Linked DNA regions of Homo sapiens: region 2 is linked to region 1. The links are chromatin loops, found by intact Hi-C in ENCODE. Cell type or tissue: mammary epithelial cell. All regions are shown on one strand. Region 1 overlaps GRID2 (glutamate ionotropic receptor delta type subunit 2). Region 2 has its middle 100 kb from the start of LNCPRESS2.

What was found. A loop is a pair of places that touch in the nucleus more often than their neighbours do. Peaks named below come from ENCODE experiments on the same cell type or tissue, not always from the same donor. Only the 100,000 strongest peaks of a DNase experiment are listed, where the experiment ranks them.
Region 2: it touches region 1 in a loop (18-fold over the local background); 2 of 110 quality-filtered maps call a loop at or near these places.

What each region holds. Positions count from the first base shown.
Region 1 is chr4:93,761,521-93,769,520 of GRCh38, reverse strand. It overlaps GRID2 (glutamate ionotropic receptor delta type subunit 2), which reads right to left. Exons shown (of 16, transcript NM_001510.4): 15 at 71-311. Among named protein-coding and RNA genes, the nearest start is that of ATOH1, 63 kb to the left of the region's middle. In mammary epithelial cell, a CTCF peak has its summit at 4,702 (motif pointing right); no DNase peak of the experiment used is centred here.
Region 2 is chr4:92,168,655-92,176,654 of GRCh38, reverse strand. No RefSeq gene overlaps it. Among named protein-coding and RNA genes, the nearest start is that of LNCPRESS2, 100 kb to the left of the region's middle. In mammary epithelial cell, a CTCF peak has its summit at 4,254; no DNase peak of the experiment used is centred here.

The sequences.
Region 1 (8,000 bases):
GGGATGGTCCTCCCTGGAAATACAGCCTGCTTGTTGATTCAATTTAGAGCCAAATCTCTCAATCAAGTACCTCTTTTGATGGAACCCGGGAGCCTTTCCTCTTGTTCCACCACGTCTCCAGCATGGCTATGAAGCAGGAGAGGACAATTCCAGCAGCCAGGATACAAAAGACCCCTGCAAAGCTCTTTATGTCCAGGGCGCCTCCTTTCTGCTTTGTGTCCACTGACGAGTACAGGTCACACTGGCCATTCTTAGGCCACCATTTGTGCTTCAGGATGTCCATGTCACCATTCTGCTGAAGCTCCAGGATCCTTGGGATAAAGAACATAAGCATGTGTTATTACAGACATAGTTATCGCCCTGGTTCACAACACATCCATTTATAATCCCACCTCTGTAGGATGGTGGCTGTCAAAGGGAAATGAATATATAGATCTGCTTGTTTTAGATGGAATGCTAGGAAACAGAAAGTCATCATTGCTTTGATTCTACAGACAGCATTGCACCACACTGCTTTCCTCTCTCTCTTCACCCATCCCACCCTCCCATCTTCCTCTCTCCTTTTCTTCCTATTCTTCTTCTTCTGGTTTCATTCTATAATTCTAAATATTTTCCTCCTGGTTTGCTTCAGTGTGTTTTTACAATCACAATTCAGAGGCACTGTTTTTATATGCTTTCAAGTTGTTGTAGTTCTGTGTCCCTTTCCTACATCCAGAATGATACTCAGGATCTTAATGCTTTTATGAAGAACGTTTTGCTGCTTAGAGCAAGATGCTGGCGTAATGTCACCCAGCATATGCTACACACAAAGAAATTCAATTAAGAAGACCTATTATTTAACACAGTGTGAGAGGAAGCCTTGGGATAAGTTTCAAGTTGATAAAATACATCTTTTTTGGTTTTTCGCACAACTGATCTAGTTTCCCTTTTAATGCCAAAGGGGAAGTAATCTTACCTTGGAAAACAAGAAGAAAACCTGACCAGAGGCTTTCAGAAGTAGTTAAATTCAAATAGGAAAAACCCTCTTCTTTTTCTTCTGCTGCTTCTTTTTCCCCTCCCCAGAGTCTGAGGGTAGCTGCACACTGCAGCTTTTTAAAGTGTGTTTTTCATAGAGGAATTATTCTCAATTCCCAGTGCTTCTTAGGCTCTACCTGAGGCCAGCCTAGATGTGGCCCTCCTCCAGCTATGCCCTTTTTCACAGGGCAAGGAAGATCAGACCAAGGCTGTGTGCCTGTACAGAGTGTGCATCGTCCTCTGGGTTCCCTGGAATTTCCTGGCCAAACAGCTTAGTGCTCTTCCAGGGCCTGCCAGGCCTATTCCCAGGGTTGTCCTCCTGGCAGAAGATCTTACAGCCACGGGTGCACCATAGCTCTATAGGGTGGAGTTTGTAGAGTGTGGACAGAGCTCAGATGAGTGAGCTCGGGTGTATACAGCCTTGCGTAGGAGACACTTCAGCGTGCAAGTTGGAGCTGCAGGTGGAAAGAAAGGGCCCCAGAGCCCTGTGCTCCTGGGTCAGTTCAGACCTCCTGGCTAGTCACATAGAAACTTAAACCTGGCCTCCCAGGGGTCATGAAGGTATATTTGTCCAGATAAGAACATAGAATATATTATATCAAACAGGTTTTAGTTTAATGCATAATTTTTACATAATTAGACTTGGGGTATGTGAACCTATATTTGTACTCTTGCCCAAGGTCTTGGATTATTTGGGGTGAGACTGCTTACAATTTAAGAGTTCAGAGAATGGAGTTGTAGTGACCTTTTTACCTGTTTCATGTCATCCACATGGCTAGAAGAACAAGCAACATGATAAAGGGAAGAAGATTTTGTGCATTGGAAGTTGGGTCAGTGTTTAATCTGAGTTAAACTAGAGTGAGACCAGCCCTTAAGGCTCTGGTAGAGGGTTGGTCTCAGGTCCCTGTCATCTCTCCCAGACGTTCCCACAGCCTCAGCTCTGGTGCCCCGTGCTGGCAGTCCAGGACTGAGACTGTTCTGAAACCTCCCCCACAACCTGGACCTTTTCTCCTTGCTTCCTGTGAAATGTATCTGTCTAGAGTGTTGCTCTAGAAGAGTAATTAATTTGATTAATTGAATTTACTAAAATGATTATGAATATTAATGGGTTATATGTCACCCTTATTCCAGCTTCCATTCCAGAAAAAGCCATTTGCATTTCCAGAATTTCCAAAAGTGCATTTCACAGCAAACCAGTACCTACAAGACCTCTGTAAGAAAAGGGCCTTGTGGTTATTAATTCTGAGAAACACACTCTTGGGAATTTACAAAGATGTCAGCCTATTAAAGACTCTCAGAAGACCAGCAGAAAAGAAAACGGCATGATTTTGTTTAACTCAGCATTTCCCAAACTTATGACCTTCATTCCCCTTCTCTCATTTTGCTTTCCAAGTAACAGGTTTAAGAAATACACATGGGAAATAATCTCTTGATCCAAAGAAGCAACTACTTGTAGAAATTTCCAGCACTGTGTTAGGCAACACACAAAGATGTAATCATGGTATCAAAATTACTTTCCTGGCCTATTCATGAATATCATTTAAATGATGTTGGTATTGCTCGTCGATAGGTGTAAAGCTTCAGTTATGCAAGAGGGAAAAGTTCTTGAAAACTACTGTACAACATTGTAACTATAGTTAGCAATACTGTATTGTACATTAAAAATTTTCATAGAATAGCACCCATGTTAAGAATTCTTACCATAATAATAAAAAATAATGGCACATCCCTTATGTATTTGCCCACCTAAAGGCTCTAGGTAGTCAGAGCACCATTGATTACCTTGGAGGAAAAATGTAGTCATCTTTGAACAAATAATTCTTTTTAAATTTGAGTTTATAAGTACTTGTAGATATAAAAGGCAACTACAGCAACATTTGCTTAATGAGAATACATCTGGGCACAAAATGAGATCCTGTTATCCTGCTCTCCTATTTGCATCACACCATATTGGTCAGTAGCCTTGTGATACGGTTTGGCTCCGTGTCCCCACACAAATCTCACCTTGTAATAATCTCCACGTGTCAAGTGCAGGACAGGTGGAGATAATTGAATCATGGGGGTGGTTTCCCTCATGCCGTTCTTGTGATAGTGAGTCTCACGAGATCTGATGGTTTTATAAGGGGCTTCCCCTTTGCTCAGCACTCATTCTCTCTCCCGCTGCCTTGTGAAGAGGTGCCTTCCACCATGATTGTAAGTTTCCTGAGGCCTCCCCAGCCATGGGGAACTGTGAGTCAATTAAACTTCTTTCTTTATAAACTACCCAGTCTTGGGTATTTCTTCATAGCAGTGAGAGAACGAACTAATACACTGTGAAAGTGTAAGAATTTTCCTTCATAGCACTTATCATCATTTATAATTACTTGATCAGTCTGTTCCATTTTCGAGAGTGTGTACTCATCCTCCATATTGCCTCCTACAGAGCAGGTGCATATTTATTGATGGAATATACTCAACACAGTTTTGGTAAATGAATCCTAAACTCTGATATCAGATCCTATTCTTTTTTCTTACGATTGATGCTGTTTTCTAATTTATTCCATTCCTGTTTTATTCATCTATCCATTTAATAAACAGTTGAAGAATGACTTCATTCCAGACATTTCCTTGGGTACAAAATTTATTCTAAACCACGACTGCACATTCCACCGGAGAGGCTTGAGTGACACTGTGAAGCCATTTTTTTAATGCCCTCAATTCATGTTCATTTATTCCTTCCTTCATTCAGGAACTTAATTACTGCCTACACTTTCTTCTCAGTGGTATTTGGGGCCCTTGCATTTCATTTTATTTAATTTTGTCTCCTTATTCTTTCTAAACTTGGAAAATATTTTGACTTTAGAAATCATTATTGAAATATATATATATGCCTCATATATATATATATATATATATATAATACCTCACCTATTTAAATTCTAATAGGAATTAAAAGCCTTAAACCCAAAAAAAATCATTTAATTGCAGAATTTTTAGGTTCAGCCAGCTGAGCGATAGGAGATCATCGAGGGGAAAGAAGGAAGCACCCTCTCTAGGTGCTTCAAGTACGAATATGCCACAAAAATCTCTTTGTATTGTTTATTTTATGCTCACGGCAGCACAAGTGGCTGGGGCATTGCAGGGAGATTTCATCTTTGGGGATGTACAGAGAAATTGGACCATCTGACCCCTCAGTCACCCCTGACAACAGATTCCAGGAATACAGGCTGGCATGGGCTACAAGTGTTGGAAGGGAATGAAAGTGTTCTCTAAGTCCAGAGTTCTGTCATAACATTTTGCTACAAAATCTAGTGTTCCTGGAAATTCCATCAGAATGGTCTCACTATGGCCTCCTTTTTATGATTTAACAAAAACCCAATTTAAAGATTATGTAAAGCAAGTGTGGTAAAATATAATGCACTGCCTGGAAGATGAATAGGATGAATTCTTATAATAAGCAAAGAGATATGTTCCCTTCAATCTTCCCAAAGCACTGGCCCTTTTAAATTGAACTTGAAAATCTAAAGAATTGTACCTTGTAATTATAAGCAACAATAATGTGTATGTATGTGTGCGAGTGTGTGTGTGTGCGCGTATGTATGACAATGCAAAAATTGAGTTGCAAAATTCTTAATAAACACAAGAAAAACTTTTGAGTTTATGGAACAATAATGTTCTGTTTGGCGTGCAATTTCCACAAGATGGCAGTATTTGCTCATAGAGAGCAAAGAGTTACTGTGGTTATTGTTAATCTATGGGATTGAAGTGCTGAAGTATAGACTTTGTGGGGCTGTAAATACTTAAACTATTAGAAATAAGTTTAGCTATTAGACTGTGATGAACTAACGGCTAAAATCTCTTTTTGGAGTATAGTCAGAAAAATTCCTGCTATTTTTACACCATGGTGATGCATAACAACACTTACTTTTGAGGGTCATTGTGGTGTGAATTAATAAGACCACACGTGACGATCTCAGTGAGCAAGATGCATGAAAAGCTCATTACCTGGCACGCGGAAGGCTATTGCAACTCTAAAGCTAGACTTATTATTGTCACATGTATCACTATTGTTCTTTCTTTGGACCTGTTCCGGTACATACTTCTTAATGGAGAATTACATGCCCATATGATCAATGAATGATTGATTCACTGACACGGACATCTCATTTCCTTTTTTTCATCCAAAATATTAAAACATTTGTGATCCCATTGAACAGAAAAATTTTAGAAGTCCATAAAACTTAATTGCAATTTGAAAATTGCACTGATTTCTTTATTGGTATAAATGAGGAAATTTCAGGGGAAGGGAGTAGAGGAATCAAAAGATCCTTCTTTCATATTAAAATTAAAGAAATCCAACAGGTTTAGGCATTCATCTTGAAGAGCCTTTTTAGCCTCATTTGTGTTTGAGACTCACACTAATTTTTGATCCCTTACCATTTTTAGTCACTACTCTAGGAAATGATTTTCAAATTAATTTATTTGTTACAAAACAGGTTGCTGAAAGTTGGACGCAAATTTCTAATCCCACATAGGTCACTCTGATTTTGTCCTTAAATACCATCGCTGTCAATAAGTTCCTCTCAAACTTTTCTGGAATCATGGCCCATAGGTGAATTCCTACTGAACCAAACTAAAAAAGTTACTGGTTACTGGTTACCTAAGAAAAATGACACCTGCCTTTTTAGTCATTTCTACTAGGAAATTAGAATGGGAAAGGTTGCAGACATTATTGCTTCCCCGTCTGTTTCTCCTCCCCCATTTTATGGATGAAGACGCTAAGTAATCCGGCATAATGATTCCCTAGATTTTTCACATGGAACACACAATCTCACTGCTGTAGAGTTTAAATGACTTTTTAAGTTGCTCACACAGATAATAAATAGTTGAATTGGGCTTAGAACTCAGGTCTGCCTTCCAGCACATTTCTCTCCATTATCTCACACAGCTTCTAATATGTAAGTATGCAGAGAAAAGCTATCTTCTTTAGTTTCAGAGATTTCTTAAACCCTGAGTAAACGTCTCATCAATATGTTTCCTCTAAACCAAACAATATAATTATAGTGTGATAGCAAATGTATTCATGCTACAATTTGGGTATGCAGAGAAAATGTAGCTTTTCTCTATAACTTAATTGATCTTAGGAGGACTGTGCCTACTGAGCAGTGGGGAAAAAACTAAATTTAGCCCAATATGATTTAAAATTTAATCTCATCTAATAATTTAACATGTCTCTAGCTTTAGCTCAATCTACTTGAGAGAATTACTCAATTCTTCCCATTTCTTCTCTTTTCCCTTACTCTTTTTCAAAATGGTATCAGGATTTATGGAGGACAGCATTATATCCCTGAAATTAGGGATTTAGGGGAAAGGTGGTGGCTGGTCTCTTGCAGGTCCTTGAATTCGCTTTGGCAGCTCTCCTTTGAGGTGGGATGGGCTTGGGTTCAGTTTTAGAGATTAATAGGTGACTGCTGCTAAAGTCTGCAAAGGCTATAGGTGCTAAAAGTTGGCTAATGTAGGGCTTATGGGCTCCTCCCTGCTGACTCAGCCTCCTTTGGTTTGTTGGGGTGCTCTACATCCTTCTGAGCCTCTGCCATTTTCTTTATCCAGCCCCTGATGATTCTGTAGCCCTCCAGATGGTATGATGACCTCACCTTGTTATTCACTGTGGAGGGGCCCAAGGCAGGTCCATATGCTCTAACCCCGCATGCGAGGCACAGGAAAGAAAGGGAGGCCTGGGAATGATTATTGAACCTGTGCTTTTTCCTGACCCTGCTGCTCTGCATTCTTAATGATCTGAGGTCTTCTCTGTTGTTAAAGAGCCTGGTGTGCCCTGGGAACTCCCCCAGAGACCCTAAAGGGAAGAGAAGCATTAGGTCTTCTACCCTTGTTGTGCCTTTCAATCTATCTAATGTCTTCTTGCCTTTCTCTTCTCCTGACCTCTGTTAGAATCCTCTGGTCAGAAGAAGTAAGGCTTCCTTTCCTCTCCTGAATATCCTTCTTACACCCTAGGTCTTCAAGCTTCTTGTCCTGTCATAGTGAAAGATAATTATAGCTATGTAACGCCAGAAACTCTATGATACAAGACCTTTTGGTACTTCTTCAATTTGGAAGTATTGAGGCAATTTGGGGGTAGAAATTCGTGAGGATAAAATAACCATTTTAATATTTCAAAAATATTTTATCAGTACCTACTTATGAGTTTTATGTAACCAAAATTAAAAAGATATTTAGGAGAGAGTCCCATTACTCAATACTGTTTAATGTCAGTTATCACTGAGAAAGAAATTTTGAAATTTCTGAAAAAAAGTTATTTTTTTCACACACTGAATAAATCTATTTTGGCTCATAATATCCACATTATTAAATTCATTTTCTGGGTTTTCACAAAATTTTCCTCTCCATGGTTACTGAGAAAGTATTAATAATAGCATGCAGATGATTTTCAGAAAAAACTTTAGCTCAATAGGTTTTTCATTCATTCATCAATTTTTTCATCCTAGCTTTGGAAAACGTAGGTAATCTTGCATCGAAGCAGAAGCACTTCTCAAAGATTAAGATTTAAACAATTAAGCATAGTGGCACTTTGATTGGCATATCTAATATTACAATTTGCATATCAGAGTTGTAAAAATCAATTCTATCAACTTCCTGTGAATCAATCATCAATCGATTATTTTTCTTAAGCAAAATCTCTTAGTGATCAGTTGGTAACATTAAGTGCAACAAATATTTATTGATAGCATCTAATACCTCAGTAATATCAAATAGTGTAAGGGAAACTATTAGGAGCTATTTCCTTTGTTTAAATTGAACTTTTAACTATTTCTTCTAGCTAGTTGAGCCAAATGGCAGTTGCTTAATTTCAATCCACCAAGAGTTTCTATCATATAGGTTAATAGTACTTCATGGTATTTCAAATAAATTCATAACTATCATCTTTTAGACTAGAGGTCAGCAAGCTTTTCTTGTTAAGGGTCAGATAGCCAATATTTTAGACTTTGTGG
Region 2 (8,000 bases), 1.6 Mb after region 1:
TAAAGTTACTTAACATGGACAATTGTAGCAAGTACACACAAAGAGTACACAGAGTTGGGTTTGAATCCTAACTTTGTCAACTAATAAGGACTGTTTTGCTTGTCATTTACAGAAAATCTAACCCAAATTGGCTTAAGCAAAAATATAAAAAATAAAATGACAGGGATCTTTATTAGTGGTCAAACTTTAGACACATCAACCTAGGAAATCAAGTGCTATATTTAAATACTGTTTCTCTCCTTATGATAACTTACTTTTCATCCATTGGGTGCAATTCTCTGGCAAGCTACATTAGATAAGAGCTAACAGGTCCCAGTTAATTTTCAAGTTCACTAGAGTTAGAAAGAACATATTTTTTGATATATCAAATTAAAGATGAATTCTTTTGTCTTAGGTCATGGCCCTATTTCTGAACCAATTACTTTGGCCAGGGTTTGAAATTGGCCAAACCCAATTCATATATATACCTCCAAAACCATCAGGGATAGGTGTCAGGTCTCCCTGAAGTTCACTGAGATCCTCTGAATTCTCTGAATTGAAGCCAGCATGCCATGGTCACTAGAAGAAAACTAGTTAATAGTTACTAAAAAAATAGAAGGAAAAGATGCAAGACTGGCAAAAAACAACATATGTTTGCACATACAGCCCAATTGCTATCTGTGTACCCTTGAACAAGTTACTTAACACTGTGGCTGTCAGTTTCTCTAATTATAGCAGGAGTAATAATATCTATCTTCCAGGGTTTTCATGACCATTAAATGAGATAGGCAATCTATATAACTTTGGCATAATTACATGTATAATAAGTTCTCAACAAATAATACTGTTTTCTTTTCATCTATACCTCCTCTGACTCCTTGCTCTCTTAACCAATATCAAATGCACAGTATAGTTATATTTTATCCAAAACATAAGGATCTTTTAAAATTTGGATAAATCTGTTAGAATTTCTCCTTTTTAGACTTCTCTTCTCCATACTCCTTCATAACATCTGCAGTCTAGAGCAAGTAGGACTGATACAGACAGGAGACAGCCAAGGGTCCATGGCAAAACCCTGCCTTCTAGCCTAAAACAGCATGAAGGCTGAAAAATCAAACTGCTGCTCCTGGATGAAGCCCACCCTTTCCCCTTTCCCGACTGATTCTCTCTGACTAATGCCCACCTGCACCCTGGGAGAATAGGGTGGAGCCTCAGGCAGTTCATGCCATTTGCAGCCAGGAGGAGCCTGGCCTCTTCAGTTCCTGTGTGGTGACCTGGGATTCAATCTGTGAGATGGAGGGCCTGTTAGCAGGACTCCATCTCACTTTGCTGAGTTTTTTTTTTCCTTTTTTCTTTTCACTCAATAAATTTTGTTCCCCACCCTTCTATGTGTCCATGAACCTAGTCTTTTTTGGTCATGTGACAAGAACCCAGTTTTAGCTGAACTAAGGAGAAAGTTCTGCAACAAGATCAAGTACAAATGCTGACCTCAAAGATTTCATACTTAAAGCAGTCTGAATATAGAGTGTAGTGGTAGTAATTGTGAAAAAGCACATTAGCACCACCCGTATAATTTGAACAATTATAATACCAACATTTTCCAAATAAGTGATTCCTTATTTTAATATAATATTATTTGTATTCATCTTAGGTCAATTCAAGGTAGTTTATATTGTACTTAGCATAAAATGTTCACTAAGAAATAGCCTAAATTAAATCAGTAATTCTTCCTGTGCCACTGCTATTAGGTTCAATTACTTGAGAACAGAGAATTAATATTAGGACTAATAATAGTTTCTTATATATCATTATATCTTAATGAGTTTGAAGTATTATCTAACATTGGAAGAGAGAGTTATGCCATGAAACTAGTACACATTAATTTAAGAACTACATTGTAATCACACCCCAAATCAAATAGTCCAGACTCCTTGACAAGGGCGTAATTCAAATGTGAAGCCCCATGGCATCAAGAGGCACTGCAATGAACCTTAAAAGTTTTCACAGATTCATTAATTTGTTAACATAAGTATGTGGAAGTTAATTTGAACTTTCAAACAGATTTTATTGAAGCATTCTCTATGTCACATGAGGCTTATTATTAAGAGAAATATAATAAACATACAAACCACAAAACAATAAAGATTTCAAAAATATTACCTTTACTTGCTTCCTACACTGAAGCTGACTTACTTTAAATTATATAAAATTGTATATTAAGAATTTTGGCAAACTATTCACTCGTAAAATGCATTTAATTTTCTGCGCATTTTGAATACACACTTTAGCAACTTGTTTCTTCATATTATGTCTATATTTCAGGAGAGCAATTTAGTACATGGTAAGAAACACAGTTTTTAAGTGAAGTGAAATCTCATGTGTTAAAATACTACAAAACTTTAAAACCCTGATTTTTAAAGTGTTGAGATACTTAAGTCTTTGAATAAAGATATATCTTTATCCTAAATCAAATACTTTTTGCCATATATGTCCTCACTTAATCCATGGGAGAATGAGCTATTACTTTAGCTTTAAAAAATGTTTTCAATCTCAGATACTTAGAATAGCAAGATGAGTAGTGGTTCCACTGGTCTTAATTCAAAGTACTAAAGATGGGAATAGAATTTGAGTTGGAAGTAGAGCTCCCTAGAATTTCCATTAAAATACCATTAATTGTTCTAAAAAATTATTCTATGATTGCCAACTGCCTCTCCCATCTCTTATTTTTCCATGAATTTATATTTTAGGGAATTTGTACCAGCTTATTTGGTATATTTCTTTTCACTTTTTAGGTTTTATTTTTAAGTTATCCATTCTACCATATTCCTTTGCTTTTATCTTCCAAGACTTCTACTGATTTAAAAAATTATTATGGAAGTTATATTTTAAATTTGTAAAATCTGAATAGTCAATTCAATCTTGTAGAATAGCAAATCCGGTGTATTCATAGTGTTAGAGATTAAAACCTAGTATAAAGATACAGTAATGAATATAGTGTATGTACCAACATAGAAAAGGCCAATAAAACATAACTGAGAGTCAAAAAAAGACCCTCATACATATCTGTCTCTTGACTTATGACAAAGGTAACACTAAAGTGTGATGGAAGAATAACAGTTTTGCCGATAATTATTGCTGAAAATATTAGCTATTTATGTGAAAAAAAAATCTTGACCTACTTAATACCACATGCAAAAACAGTTACAGAAATATTGCAAATCAAAATGTAACAAGTAAACTATAATGTTTAATGACAGAGCAGGAGCACCGTCATCTTGGACAAACACTGCCACTTTGAGTTCCAGCTCCCTTTCTAGCTTCATGCGTTTCAAGGAAATCACTTCTCTTCTAACTACAACCAGACAGAAAGAGCAGACAGTAAAACACAGATAAGACAGCTTGGGCACAGAGAAAAGTAGGGGGAAAGTCTCTTGGGTTACTGCCAAATTTCACCCTCATACAGTGAGCCCCAGTAAAACAGTGGGCCTTAATAAGAACATTCCTTTCCCTTGAGGTGCAGTAAGGTAGGGAAGCTAAAAGCAAACTCCGGGGGATATGCCTGCAGCTGCAGAGAGATGTATGGGAACAAACACACAACTCTCCCTCTCAGATAAACACAACAAACAGACACAAAAGCAGTCCAATCCTCTAATAAACTCTCGTACCCTAAATCCTTAAAAACTCGTAGTCTGTAAAAAAGTGTGGCTCTAATCTAACTTGGCCAGCAACCCCTCTCAGATTCGTTTAAAATAAACCTGTCCCTGTTAACTGTAAAGCCAATCTTCGTGTTTCTCTCCTCTTTCTTTAATTCTTACAGTTTTTATTAGAAAACCAAGAAAAATATCTTAATGGCATTAGATTACATAATGATTTCTTTACAAGCACACAAAAAAATACAAATAGGAGATGAGATTTATCAACATTAAACACCAAGTGCTTCTGTTCCTCCAAAAACATTATTGAAAGAATAGAAATTCAAGCCACACATTGGGAGAAGATATTTACAATACTTCTATCTGACAAAGAACTCACATCCTGTATACTTACTGATAAGACTCCTATGAATTACTAAAAAAAGAGAAAACTCCAAAGAAATGTGGCAAAAATCTTGACTAGATACATTACAATATACAGCATTTAAATGTCCAATAAACATATCGACTAATGCTAAATTTAGTTAATCACTAAGAAGGTGCAAATTTAAATCCCAGTATAATACTACTGTACACCCATTCATATTGCAAAAATGAAAAAGACTGACACCAAGTGTTGACAAGGGTGTGGAGCAACTAATGGTGGGAGTATAAATGATTAGAATCATTTTGGAAAATAATTTGGCAGTATCTGCTAATCTTTAGCATCTGCATACTGTTTGAAGCAGCACATCTCCTCCCAGGTGTAAATGTAACAGAAATGTGGACCCATGTACACTGAAAGACAAGTTCAATGATGTTTATAATAACACTATTCATAATAGTCCCAAACTGGAAACAATGCAGACATAAGTGGCATTAATAAATACACCTATTACTGAGAGTGAAAGTGAGCAAAATTATCACTGAGCAACATAGCAGGGTATAATCACAAAAACAAAGTGTTGAGCAAAAGAAGCCAATCACAAAAGAGTTCCTACTGTATAAATACATGTAACTTTTTTTTTTAATAAGCAAAACTAACCAATATAGTAATTTTATTTGCTGACAAGAGGGAAAGAGGCTGGAAATGATGATGACAAAAGCATCTGTGGTGTTGATATTATACTGTGTTTTGATCTTTATCTCATTACAAGGATATATTCACTTTGTTAAAATCATAGAGCTGTATGACTTGATTTAAGCCCATTTTGTATGTATATTTCATGAAAATATTGCATACTTTCAATGTCTTTTTAAATGTTTTTTTTTATTTCTCATATTAATTTGTTTTTTTATAGATATACATTTTTCTTGATCTTTTCAAAGTGAAATTTTAAGATATTTAAATTATCAGATCATCTTAGGATTTTCTTTTTTTCTTGGTTTTTAAAATTTGTTTATCGTTATAATTCCTTTTTTCAGAAGATATATCAGATATGTATTGATTCTTTGTTTCTATTTCTACCTAAAATGAATCATTGAGAAGAACAGTAATTCACTCAATGCAAGGCAAAGCTTACTTACCTGCAACATTGGTCTAGGGCAACTGAGCAGCTAACAAGCCATTATGCTGCTGTTTCTTTAAAGAACACAATTAAGAAAGCTTCACTTACATGAGTTGCTCTGTTTCTCCTAAAATAGTATATTGAATTTATGTTGAAAATAACTAATTTTGTTTTTGTGTTCGTCCAACATTAATGCTTGGAGACTGTTTTCTGCTACAGTTGATATTGAATGTTGGTTGCATGTCTGGATATACAGCATGTAGACAAGGGATTCTTAAATACTGTTGCAATTGAATCCCTAATTTTTAGTCCTACATCTTATGCTTGCATCCCCTCCTGTCCTGCATCCTTGAACTTGTCTAGAATTCTTCCAAGGAGAGGAATTCCCTCTTTGGTTAAAACCTTTCTGCACGCATTCTCATTTGTGAAAATTTAATTTCCTTCTTTAGTCACTTCCATTTATATTCACCTTCCAGAAAATATTTGAAATATTTCATTTTATGATTATCTGTTTCCCATGATCTTCATTGTCATGGGTTTATACCTTTAAAAACCTTTCATTATCATCTTATTAGTATCTTTGCATAAAGTAGATCAATGTATAGACTTAATTTGTAACCTTGAATCACAAGGCATATAGATACGTATTTAAACATAAGAGAGTTTATGTTTGTGTGGGTGTTACAGCTGAAAGAGCACTGTAGTTAGAGTCAAAAGATATATAAATCTGAATTTAAGTTTCTTTACAGCCATATACCAAATGGTTGACCTTGAACAAGTACATAATAACTCTGAGTTAAATTAATATAAAATATAAGGACCTAAGGCATATTAATCTAACACATGAAACTCAGCAGTTAAACTTTGAAATGTTATATAATTGAGAATGATTTATTATATGTCCTTACTGAAAACAATGAGTTTCATCATCATTATATAGAAAGCAGTATACACTATAATTTTTTAACAATCTTATTTAACATTCAATGCAGTAGTAATTGATGACTCATGCAGATTTTACTCTTGCTAATACTAATTATAATGATGAAGCCATCCTATGTATACTGTATTTCCTAAGGCAATTAAGAAAATATAATAAATTATAGCCTCCCTATTTTTATTCAGCCTGTTCTGTTATCTTTATATATTGCGTAGCTCTTAAGATTAAAATGGACGTGGTTTTTTTTAACTCAATAGATTATGAGAACCAGAAATATGTACATATATATGAATAATGTAATGAATGTGTACTATGTTAACAAGGCTAAAGTGAAACTATGTTCCCTAGAAGTCTGTTCCCTATGTGATTCCAGGTTAGGATTTTCCACAGGAGAATTCTCTGCAATATTTGGAAGGCAGAAGTGAAGCAGCAGCCACCCGTAGGCTTAGTTAGTTAAAGTTGGATAAAGTGCTGCTGCAATTCATGCACGTTGTCTCTGGTCTGCTGGGTCACTTTGTTGGTGTGGGCCAACAGCTGTGCCTGAAGCTTGTGTATGTAGTATATACAAATTTTCCTCCTTCATTTTCTCTAATTCCTGTGCCTCATACCTGTGTGGTTTCATGGGAAAGTTGCTAACGTTTTCCTCATGTGAATTTGGTGGCTGGAGGCGTTGAGAAACAGACAATGATTTTAATTTGTCCCAGAGGTTCCACCACATCATCAGAGCTGCTAGTTTGTCCTTGCTCTCCATATTTCACATCCAATTTTTTTCCTGCTGTTCGACCTGATGACAAAATCCAGCACCAAAAGCAGAATCAACAGCCTTAAATAGGCTGCTTAACTTGCCCTCACAATTGAGCACGTTCAAAATCCTATAAAAGCACACTCTATTCATATTATTAACAGTAAGTCTGCTTATCTGATTGAAATATACCTGATAATGAACAGTAAGATACAATCATGAAGTAGGCACAAGACAATGGACTGCATGCATCTTAGGAAGTGAAAAGCTGAACATGACCTAGACAAGAAGAATCTGAAAATTGACATAGAAATAAAGAATATGTAAAGAAAAAAGAGGTTGCATATATTTTCCTAGTGGTAATTAGAAGACAATGCAGGAGACTTCAGAATTATTGTTTTATTAAGCAGCAAAAATATTACCTTGTATTTGCTGAAAGATAAGCCAAATTGATATGTTGATGACTGACATGTAATGAAGGGAACCATGGTTGTAAATACAAGTGTATTGATCAAAATGTTATGAGAAGAATTTTAAAATAACATAAGGTAAACCCATTTAATGTGCCTATTGTTGTAGATGACATCAATGTGAAAATAAGATAATTTATTCTAATTTTTAAATTTTAGTTTCAAGAGGGTACATGTGCAGGTTTGTTACGTGGATATTTTGGACAGTACTAGGATTTGGGCTGCTATTGAACTCATCACCCAAATAGTGAATATAGTAGTTAATAGGTAGTTTTTCAACCTTGGTCCCCTCCCTCCCTCGTTTCCCACTTTTGGAGACCACAGTGTCTATTGTTTCTGTCTTTGTGTCTGTGTGTACCCATTTTGTAGCTCTCACTTATAAGGGAGAACATGCAGTATTTGATTTTCTGTTTCTTCATTAATTCAATTGTGATAATGACCTCCAGTTGCCTCCATGTTCCTGCAAAGGACATGATCTCATTCTTTCTTATGACTGTGTAGTATTCCATGGTGTATATGTACCAATTTTATTTATCCAATCCACCATGGTTGGGCACACAGGTGGATTCCATGACTTTGCTGTTGTGAATAGTTCTGCAATAAAGATGAGTTCAGATGTCTTTTGGTAGAATAACATCTCTTCCATTAGTTAGATATCAGTAACAGGTAGTTCTATTTTTGGTGGGTTGAGGAATCTCCAATCTACTTTCCACAGAGGCTGAACTAATT